Linked DNA regions of Homo sapiens: region 2 is linked to region 1. A link is an interaction called in ENCODE POLR2A ChIA-PET data of the cell type or tissue named here. Cell type or tissue: endothelial cell of umbilical vein. All regions are shown on one strand. Links, peaks and the distances in the headings refer to the core of each region. The heading gives the core; the rest is flanking DNA.

The links. ChIA-PET counts read pairs that join two places held together with the same protein. Peaks named below come from ENCODE experiments on the same cell type or tissue, not always from the same donor. Only the 100,000 strongest peaks of a DNase experiment are listed, where the experiment ranks them.
Region 2: POLR2A ChIA-PET joins it to region 1 with 8 read pairs; 2 of 35 experiments call an interaction of 5 or more read pairs at or near these places.

What each region holds. Positions count from the first base shown.
Region 1 is chr10:102,764,883-102,770,257 of GRCh38, forward strand. All of the region lies in intron 1 of WBP1L (WW domain binding protein 1 like), which reads left to right. Among named protein-coding and RNA genes, the nearest start is that of WBP1L, 24 kb to the left of the region's middle. In endothelial cell of umbilical vein, for the core only: no CTCF peak of the experiment used is centred there; a DNase peak (open chromatin) is centred at 2,159.
Region 2 is chr10:103,372,644-103,378,018 of GRCh38, forward strand. TAF5 (TATA-box binding protein associated factor 5) reads left to right here. Exons shown (of 11, transcript NM_006951.5): 2 at 715-952. Among named protein-coding and RNA genes, the nearest start is that of TAF5, 7.4 kb to the left of the region's middle. In endothelial cell of umbilical vein, for the core only: no CTCF peak of the experiment used is centred there; no DNase peak of the experiment used is centred there.

The sequences.
Region 1 (5,375 bases), core at 246-5,245:
CTTCCAGGTGTTGCTAATGGAGGTATCTCATGACCTAGAGACAAAACCAGGAGCAGCTTCCTTCTATTTCTCCAAATCCAAAAACGATTGCTAGGGAGTTAGACCATGGCCCAGCTCTGCTTTGAGAAAGGGAATTTTGCTTTTGAGATGATTGAAGTGCTTTAAATTCCTCAGCTGAGAAATGAGAGATGTACAGATAATGAGACACACGGAGGCTTTGCCGCATCAGACTTCATGAGCTTGGAGAACATGCAGGTGCTCTTCTGACCTCTTAGCTGTTTGTCAGGTTTCTATGACCAGGCAGGTGTTACCAGCACTAATGTTTAGGGATTCAGCTATATTTTAGCTTCATTTTTATGATCCTTTTTTTTTCCAGACAGGATCTTGCACAGGCTGGAGTGCAGTGGTGTGATCACAGCTCACTGCAGCCTCAACCTCCCTGGACACTCAGTTGATCCTCCTACCTCACCCTCCCCAGCAACTAGGACTACAGTCATGTGCCATCACGCCCGACTAATTTTTGTATTTTTTTTGTGGAGATGGAGTTTTGCCATGTTGCCAGACTGGTCTCGAACTCCTGGGCTCAAGTGATCCACCCTCCTTGGCCTCCCAAAGTGCTGGCATTACAGGCATGTGCCACCACACCCAGCCAGGATCCTCTCTTTAGTCACGTCTTTATCTCTTCATTCATGTGACGATCTTTTCTTGAGGGCCTGCTTTGTGCAAGGCATCGTGCTTGGTCCTGTGAGGGATATGGAAGTGAACGTTTCACATCTTACCCCTAAGTTGCTTACTTTAGAGGAGAAGGTAGGGCTGAGAAGAAATATCTAAAACATAAAGTGTGAAATGGCTTTGTTGAGTTTATGAGTTGCATGTAAGAAGTGAGTGGATTTTCCTATAAAAGCACAACCAAGATGATTGCTTTCTGGACAGTGAGAATGCTTAGAGCACCCAGAACTGCTTCTAAGGACTCAGAGAGAGTTGAGATGTCTGTCATAAAATGACCTTGCTGTTAGCCTTTTTCTTGGGTCAGCCACCATTGTACCCACATTCCCACTTAATATAGACCATGTCTCTCTTTATCTCACCCAAAGTTTAAATAACAGTGAAAGATGAAATCAGATTGGTGGAGACCTGGAAGCTTAATTTTCCTAATGGTTCTCTTTCCAAATTACATCTGGCCGAGGCAGGAGGATCACTTGAACCTAGGAGTTCGAGACCAGCCTTGGCAACATAGGAAGACCCTGCCTCTATAAAGATTAAAAAAAATTAGCCAGGGCCAGGTGCAGTGGCTCACATCTGTAATCCCAGCACTTTGGGAGGCCGAGGCAGGCGGATCACCTCAGGTCGGGAGTTTGAGACCAGCCTGACCAACATGGAAAAACCCCATCTCTACTAAAAATACAAAAATTAGCTGGGCATGGTGCGCATGCCTGTAATCTCAGCTACTCAGGAAGCTGAGGTAGGAGAATTTCTTGAACCCGGGAGGCGGAGGTTGCAGTTAGCTGAGATCGCACCATTGCACTCCAGCCTGGGCAACAAGAGCGAAACTCTGTCTCAAAAAAAAAAAAAAAAAAAAAGGAAAAAAAATAAGTTGGGCATTGTAGTAAACGCCTGTAGTCTCAGCTACTTGGGAGGCTGAGGTGGGAGGATTGCTTGTGCCTGCGAGGTTGGAGGCTACAGTGAGCCATGATCGCACCACTGCAGTCCAGCTTGGGTGACAGAGCAAGATCCTGTCTCAAAAACAAAAAGCCGGCCTGGCCAACATGGTGAAACCATGTCTCTATTGAAAATACAAAAATTAGCTGGGCATGGTGGCACGAGCCTGTAGTCCTAGCTACTTGGGAGGCTGAGCAGGAGAATTGCTTGAACTCAGGAGGCGGAGGTTGCAGTGAGCCGAGATTGCGCCTCTGCACTCCAGCCTGAGCGACAGAGCGAGACTCTGTCTCAAAAAAAAAAAAAGCAAAAAACAAATTTCATCTGAGTGTGTTTCATGTAGTTGGTGTGATCTACATCCCTCCTTTTGTTCTTATTCCGATCTTTGGTTTGGAGAGCAATTGTGAGGAGGCATGAAATGTATCTGGAGATAGCTATGAGCTGCAGCCTGCTGATTTTCATGTAATTCTTGGCTACTTGCCAGTATGGTTGGGGTTAAACTGTTTCCAGGGTAGGAAAAACACGAACCTAGCATTTTGATATGAAAACAAACAAGGCTACTTTGTACTTGATGAAGCTCAAGTTGCAGATCCAGTGAGAGCCCATTAACTATTGGTGAAGGCCCACTGACAGTGTTGAGTTTCAGAGACCCCTGCACATTCTGGAGATGGCAGCGAATTGTTGTGCAGCCTACGAAAGTAATAAATATTTCTGCAGTGATTGTCAACAACAAAATGATTTTCTTGTTTGGGGGGTGGGGAGGCAAGAGGCAGAAACCTTAGGAAGCTGTTGCAAACCAGTTTCAGCTTCTGCTACTTTTATTTCTTTCCATTTAAAGCTGGGTGCAGTGGCACATGCCTGTAGTCCCAGTTACTCAGGAGCCTGAGGTGGGAGGCTCACTTGAACCCAGGATTTTGAGGCTGCAGTGTATTATGATGGCCCCTGTAAGTAGCCACTGCACCCCAGCCAGGGCAACATAATGAGACCCTGTCTCTCAAAAAAAATAAAAGACTGAGGCTGCACCAATGACATGGGGTGGAGTCAGGAACCTAGGACTCTTTCTGGCCCACTTTGGAGACCGAGAGCAGGATTCTGTGAGGTTGAGGTCAATGACTGGGAAAGCCCCAAAGTTCTCATCTGTATCTTCCTTCCACCTCCCCCAACCTCTGCAATAAAACAAAATCAACTCCAAGATTGACCATATTTTAGTAGTAAATATCAAACAAGCAAAATGAGGGCCTAAAATACTCCACTAAAATAGAAATTCCTATATTTGATATTCATGCTGCTACTGTAATCATCAGAAAGAAAAACTGTGCTGGTCAAAGATACTCACTCATTAGATGTGTACATGTGTAGGGCCTTGACATTCTACCCCCAACTAATCTTTGCGTCATCTTTTTCTGCCTTTGGACGTATGCCCCATGCGTCCTTGTTTCCATACTTTTATTCATGCTCTGCTCTGCGTAGTGTGCTCATTTTATCCACTGAAACCCTACGTATTATTTCAGTATCCATCTCTTTGGGGTTTTTTAGTTTGTTTGCTTTTTGAGACGAATTCTTGCTCTGTTGCCCAGGCTGACATGCATTGGCATGATCTCGGCTCACTGCAACCTCCGCCTCCTGGGTTCAAGCGATTCGTTCTCCTGCCTCAGCCTCCCAAGTAGCTGAGTTTACAGGCATGTGCCACCATGCCCGGCTAATTTTTATATTTTTAGTAGAGGCTGGTTTTGCCATGTTTGCCAGGCTGGTCTTGAACTCCTGATCTCAGATGTTCCACCCACCTTGGCTTCCTAAAGTGCTTGAGCCATTGCGCCTGGCATTAGTTTTTTGTTTTTTTTTTTTTTTTTTTTTTTTTGAGACGGAGTCTCGCTCTGTCGCCCAGGCTGGACTGCGGACTGCAGTGGCGCAATCTCGGCTCACTGCAAGCTCCGCTTCCCGGGTTCAACGCCATTCTCCTGCCTCAGCCTCCCCAGTAGCTGTGACTACAGGCGCCCGCCACCGCGCCCGGCTAATTTTTTTTTGTATTTTTAGTAGAGACGGGGTTTCACCTTGTTAGCCAGGATGGTCTCGATCTCCTGACCTCATGATCCACCCGCCTCGGCCTCCCAAAGTGCTGGGATTACAGGCGTGAGCCACCGCGCCCGGCCAGTTTTTTTTTTTTTTTGAGACAGAGTCTCGCTCTGTCCCCCAGGCTGGAGTGCAGTGGTGTGATCTCGGCTCACTGAAAGCTCCACCTCCCGGGTTCATGCCATTCTCCTGCCTCAGCCTCCCAAGTAGCTGGGACTACAGGTGCCTGCCACCACGCCCGGCTAATTTTTTGTATTTTTTAGTAGAGACGGGGTTTCACCGTGTTAGCCAGGATGGTCTTGATCTCCTGACCTCGTGATCCACCTGCCTCAGCCTCCCAAAGTGCTGAGATTACAGGCTTGAGCCATTGCGCTTGGCCTCGTTTGTTTTTCAAGAGAAAAGGTCTCACTCTGATACCCAGGCTAGAGTGCAGTGGTATAATCACAGCTCACTACAACCTCAACTTCTTGGGCTCAAGTGATCCTCCTGCCTCAGCCTACTGAGTAGCTGAACCTACAAGGTGTACGCCGCCATGCCTGGCTAATTTCTTAATTTTTGTAGAAACAGGGTCTCCCTATGTTGCTCAGGCTGGTCTTGAAATCCTGGCCTCAAGTGATCATCCCACATCAGCCTCCTGAAGTGTTGGGGAACCACTGTGTTCAGCTCTTGATAAAATTTTCTTTGAAAACAAAAACCTTCTTTGGCCATTCTGTCCCTCAACAGCATCCCTTCTTTGTTTTCTTTTTTCTTTCTTTTTTTTTTTTTTACTGGAAGCTGAGAGGATCATCCAGCATCTCTTCTTTGAGCTCCTCTTGTGTGACTGTGTTTGTCCCTCGCCTCACCATGTTTATCATAGAGTGCGTATGTTTGTTTCTGTGTAACTAACTAAATAAATCCTCCAGGGCAAGACTGATTCATCCAACAGTACATCTTTGTTATCCCCACAGCACATCCTGGGTGGACTGGATGCAACTGTAAATATCAGGTCACAAGTAAGGGGGAAGTGACGATTAATATCAAAATCCTATCTGCATATGTGTCCAAGCCATTTTGGAGTCATACAGACCTGGTTGAGATTCTGGCTGCACTGCCTATTAGGTGTGTGTCCTTGAACGAGTTACCTAACGTCACTGTGTAAAATATGAGATGTCACCATCTGTTGGAATCTTCCCTCTCTGAAATACATGATTTGATGTTTAGCAAAGGATTACATACTGCAGTTAAGAACCGTTTACCTAACTCTCTTTCCTGAAAGACTCAGTAGTAGGAAAGCACCATGGGTTTTTATAGATACCTTGTGGAAGAGATAAGCTCTGTGACTTGTAAAACGCCTTGTCCTGCCCAGAAGCAGGAGAGGTGTGTGTTTTCTTGCCTCAGCAGGCCTGCTACATGCCTGCCTTTGTCCAGCCCCAGGACATAGATAAAGCTAGTGTTCTTGGTTTCTAGCAGTTAAGCAACCTATAGTGTTTCTGCCTGGCAGAGTTCTGGGTTTGGGATTTATCCCCTTGCATTCCCCAAAATTATTACTTCAGGATTCTTTTGTTAATGCCTAGCCTCACACCCATGACATGAAGATGTCTCAGTTTAACTTTTGTTGTGACACTCATGTTGGTTTGAGGTTTGAGTTAGTATTCATTCTCTCCTTTCTT
Region 2 (5,375 bases), core at 147-5,146, 610 kb after region 1:
GTAATCCCAGCACTTTGGGAGGCAGGTGGATCACTTGTGGTCAGGAGTTTGAGACTAGCCTGGTCAACATAGTGAAACCCCGTCTCTACTAAAAATACAAAAATTAGCTGGGCATAGTGGTGCATGCCTGTAATCCCAGCTACTTAGGAGGCTGAGGCAGGAGAATCGCTTGAACCCGAGATGGGGAGGTTGCAGTGAGCCGAGATTGTGCATTGCACTACAGCCTGGGCGACAAGAGTGAAACTCCATCTTAAAAAGAAAAAAAAAAAAGACTACGTGGGCCAGGTGTGGTGCCTCATGCCTGTAATTCCAACACTTTGGGAGGCCGAGGCGGGAGGATCACAAGGTCAAGATATCAAGACCATCCTGGCCAACATGGTGAAACCCTGTCTCTACTGAAAATATGAAAATTAGCTGGGCATGGTGGCACACGCTTGTAGTCCCAGCTACTTGGGAGGCCGAGGCAAGACACTCGCCTGCGAGGTGGAGGTTGCAGTGAGCCGAGATCTCCCCACCGCCCTCCAGCCTGGCGACAGAGCCAGACTCCCTCTCAAAAAAAAAAAAAAAAGATTATGTGATTGTGTTGAGGAAGAGACAGTGGGAAGAAAGAGACAACAGTCTGAGAAACAACTCACCTGTGGGCTTTAACAATACAGCCATAGTCACATGGTCATAATAGGTCATTTTCTTAAAAGTTTTTTGTTTTTTAAATAGTTGGAAGTGTTGCTGTGGAAGACCAGCCAGATGTCAGTGCCGTGTTGTCAGCCTACAACCAACAAGGAGATCCCACAATGTATGAAGAATACTATAGTGGACTGAAACACTTCATTGAATGTTCCCTGGACTGCCATCGGGCAGAGTTGTCCCAACTTTTTTATCCTCTGTTTGTGCACATGTACTTGGAGCTAGTCTACAATCAACATGAGAATGAAGCAAAGTCATTCTTTGAGAAGTATGTAAATTTTTACATATATATATATACACACATACGTAGTGTGTGTGTGTGCGTGCATATGTTTTCACATCTGTAACCACAAAAATGTAAGACTGCAACTTAAAAAGTACGTTGTGAAGGAGAGGTACCTGAGGCTATGAGAACTTAAAATGTGGGGTTTGATCTAGCTGGAGAAGTCAGAGAAGGCTTCCAGAGGAAATGATACTTGAAGTGAGATTTGAGATCTGAAGATTAGGTAGGAGTTAACCAGATGAAGAGAAGAGGGAAAAGCATGTGTAAAAGCTCTCTGGTGGGAAGGATCCTGGTAGGTACAGAGGCTGAAAGATGGCCAGGGTAGCTGGAGCAGAGAATGGGATGGGGGTGTGGTATACTATGAAGCTGGGAATTGGTTAGGGACTGGAACAGTAGGCAGGTTCTATTGTTAAAGTGAAGGCATTGAAAAAAAAGGATAGGCAGGTTTTTGGGCCATGTTGAGGGTCTTTGTTTATCCTAAGAGCAGTAGGGAGTTGTATTGGATAGGATTAGATTTGGTTGAGAGTCACTGAAAACTCATCAACAATGGCATAAATAAAAGTTTATTTTTGCCTTTATCTTAAGAAAACTAGGAAGCAGTGTTAGGATTCGATTAGAATAAGAGTAACTGAGAACCCAAACAACAGAGGTTTAAATACAATAAAAGTTTGTTTATTTTTCTCGTAAATGTGGGACATTCGGGATTGGTGTGGTGGGTTCTTCATTACCAGGGCCCCAAGCTCCCTCGGTCTTGTTGCTCTCTCATGCTTTTCATGCAATTTCCACCTTGTGGCATAAGATGGTTTTCCTGCTCTAAGCAGTCACATCAGTGTGCCAGTCAGCAGGTAGGGCACACGGAAACTGCACACACTTCTTCCTTTTATATCTTAACAGTCAGTGGCCACACCTAGCTACAAGGGAAATAAGAAATGTAGTCTTTACCTAAGTGTCTATGTGCCCAGCTGATATTCAGGTTTTCTTTTATGGAGGAAGACAGGAAAAATGGATATTTGGGGAGAGCGAAGCCTTTTTGCTACAGAGTCATTTCTGCTACAGAGTCATTAAAGGACCATGTCGTTATTAGATATATACTTTGAAAGGACCTTTATGCAGTGGGGAAAACAAATGGGGGATAGAATGACTATAGGGACAAGTTTTGGAAGTTATTGCAGTGGTTCTCAACTGGAGGTGGAATTGCTCCTTCCACTAGACCATTTGAAAATGTGTAGAGGTGGCCCGGCGCTGCGGCTCACGCCTTTAATCCCAGCACTTTGGGAGGCTGAGGCGGGTGGATCACTTTGACCTCAGGAGTTTGAGACCAGCCTGGTGAGACCTAGTCTCTTCAAAAAAATGCAAAAATTAGCTGGGTGTGGTAGCTCACTCCTGTAATCCCAGCTATTTGGGAGGCTGAGGCTGGAGAATCGCTTGAACCTGGGAGATAGAGGTTGCAGTGAGCTGAGATTGCATCTCTGCACTCTAGCCTAGATGACAAGAGTGAGACCCTGTCTCAAAAAAAAAAAAAAAAAAAAAGAAAATGTGTGGAGGCATTTTTGGTTGTCATAATGACTGGGCGGAGGAGCAGGAATACTAAATGTTCTAATATGTGCACCTAGGTAGTCCCACTTTACAAAGAATTATCCTGCCCAAAATGTTAATAGCACCCTTATTGAGAAGCACTGGACTAGGTTGTGGTGGAGGTGAAGAGAAGTAGACAAAGTCATGAGACACTTGATAGATTGGCTAGGGAGGTGAGGGAGATGGAGATATCATTGAAATCTCCAGTTTTCTGGCCGTTCTAGCTGGATAGGGGAGCCAATTCCTGACACAGAAAACCCTAGAAGAGGACTTGATTTGTCAGCCTTGGAATAATTTTGAGTTCTGATTTGAATATGCCTTTGACTCATTTAAGAAATGTCAAGTTGATAGGTAGATGATATATGAGAGCTCAGAACAGAGGTAGGGACTAGAACTATTAATTGGAGTTGTGTGCAATATTGATGGATATGGATGAGGTTGACTAGGGGAGAGTATGAAATAAGTCAGTCAGTGGGCTAGGCCCAAGGAGCTCCAAATTTAATGGCCAAGTAGAAGAGATACACAGGAAGAAAACCAGGGGAGGGCTGAGTTATAGAAGCCAAGGGAAAGGAGTATTTAAGAAGGAGGCAGGCTGGGTGTGGTAGCTCATGCCTGTAATCCCAGCACTTTGGGAGGCTGAGGTGGGCAGATCACCTGAGGTCAGGAGTTTGAGACCAGCCTGGCCAACATAACAAAACCCTGTCTCTACTAAAAATACAAAAATTAGCCGGGCGTGGTGGCAGACACTTGTAATCCCAGCTGCTTGGGAGGCCGAGGCAGGAGAATCACTTGAATCTGGGAGGCAGAGGTTGCAGTGAGCTGAGATTGCGCCATTACACTCCAGCCTTGGCGAAGAGTGAAAGTCTATCTCAAAAAAAAAAAAAGGAGGCCGTGCTTAGCAGTGTGAATAATTTTTTTTTTTTGAGATGGAGTTTTGCTCTTGTCACCCAGGCTGGCATGCAGTGGCGCCATCTCGGCTCACTGCAACCTCCGCCTCCTAGGTTCAAGCAATTCTCCTGCCTCAGCCTCCCAAGTAGCTGGGATTACAGGCATGCATCACCATGCCTGGCTAATTTTGTATTTTTAGTAGAGACAGGGTTTCTTCATGTTGGTCAGGCTGGTCTTGAACTCCCGACCTCAGGTGATCTGCCCACCTTGGCCTTCCAAAGTGCTGGGATTACAGGTGTGAGACACTGGGCCTGGCCTGAATGAGAAATGTTTAATACAAGCAACAGAGCCTGAAGTCAAGATTTATCACTTAACACAGGGTAGTAGTAATAGAGGAACAGTAGAACTTAGCACCCCTGGCTTCTATGCCATTATAGTAAATTCATTATATTAGGATGCCTAATAGGAAGTATATAAGGCAAAATGTTCTGTAGCCAAGTGCTTTTGAAAAAAAAAAAAATAAGAAAGGCTGATGACAGAACTTCTACCCTAGAAGCTAATTTCTCTTTAAAGTACTGTCATCTAAACACTCCATCCTTGGCAACATAGATACTGTCACTTAAAAAAACAAAAACATAGCCTGGGCAAAAGAACGAGATCCTGCTTCTACAAAAAGTAAACAAAAATTGAGCCGGGCATGGTGGCTCATGCCTGTAATCCCACACTTTGAGAAGCCAAGGCGGGCAGAATGCCTGAGCTCAGGAGTTCGAGACCATCCTGGCCAACATGGTGAAACCCCATCTCTACTCAAATACAAAAGATTAGCCAGCCATGGTGGCACGTGCCTGTAGTCCCAGCTGCTCAGGAGGCTGAAGCATGAGAATTGCTTGAGCCCTGGAGGTGGAGGTTGCAGCGAGCTGAGATCGCGTAAACAAAAATTAGTGGAGTATGGTGGCACAGCAGTCCTAGCTACTCGGGAGACTGAGGCAAGAGGAATCCCTGAACCCAGGAGTTTCAGGCTGCATTGAACCACTGCACTCCAGCTTAGGCTTCAGAGCAAGAACCTGTCTCTAAAAAAGAAGGAAAAACCTTTTTGCTCTTCCTGTCTCATGGTGTAGCTGTCTCCCCACATAGGAAGCTGGAACGTCATAGGGGATTCTCTGTCTTCCCATTATGGACAGTCTCACCCCTTGCCAGGACCCCATCACCACAGGAGGATAATGGGCAGTTACTGATATAAGAGGCTGAGATTTCTAATTTTATTCAAATCTTAGATCATATATTGATGAGTTGTAATGGGGTAACATAGTTAACAGTTTAGAAATCTGTTGACTATGTGCTTATCAGAGCTGGAGCCCTAATATGTTTAGTCATTGTTTTAAAAATGTTTTTGCATTGATTGCTGTTTTTAGTGAATGCCAAATATATTGTCTTTAATTTTATTTTCTTAGGAAAATTAAGCGTTGTAAAAACAAAAGTACATTTAAGTTTACTAGTTGTTATCAAGGCTAAAGGCTTTATTTTATTGTCTTTGGTAATAGTTGTTGATACCAAACAATGAGTACTTCCACTTTGTTGTTTAGTGATCATATTAAAGTATTGATATTTTAAAAATGTCTGGTACATGTTTCCAATAAATATAGGAAATCATTAAAAATGATGGGTTTTATGAGAATGTTATATATTGATTATTGTTGAGATGCTGAGTACTGTGTACATTGAGTTCATTATACTCTTTTTTATGCCTTTGAAATTTTCATAATAAAACTTTTAAAAGTGGGTTTTGAGAAACCATAACATTTAGTAAAGCAAGGGTTCTTATATTTTCAAATGTCTACCAGTTTCTTTTAAATGTCTCCATTCTAAAGAAACTGTCTACCAATGGTGGGTATATTATTTTTCACTTAGGATATTTAAGTTCTTTTCTTAAAATGTTTGTGATACA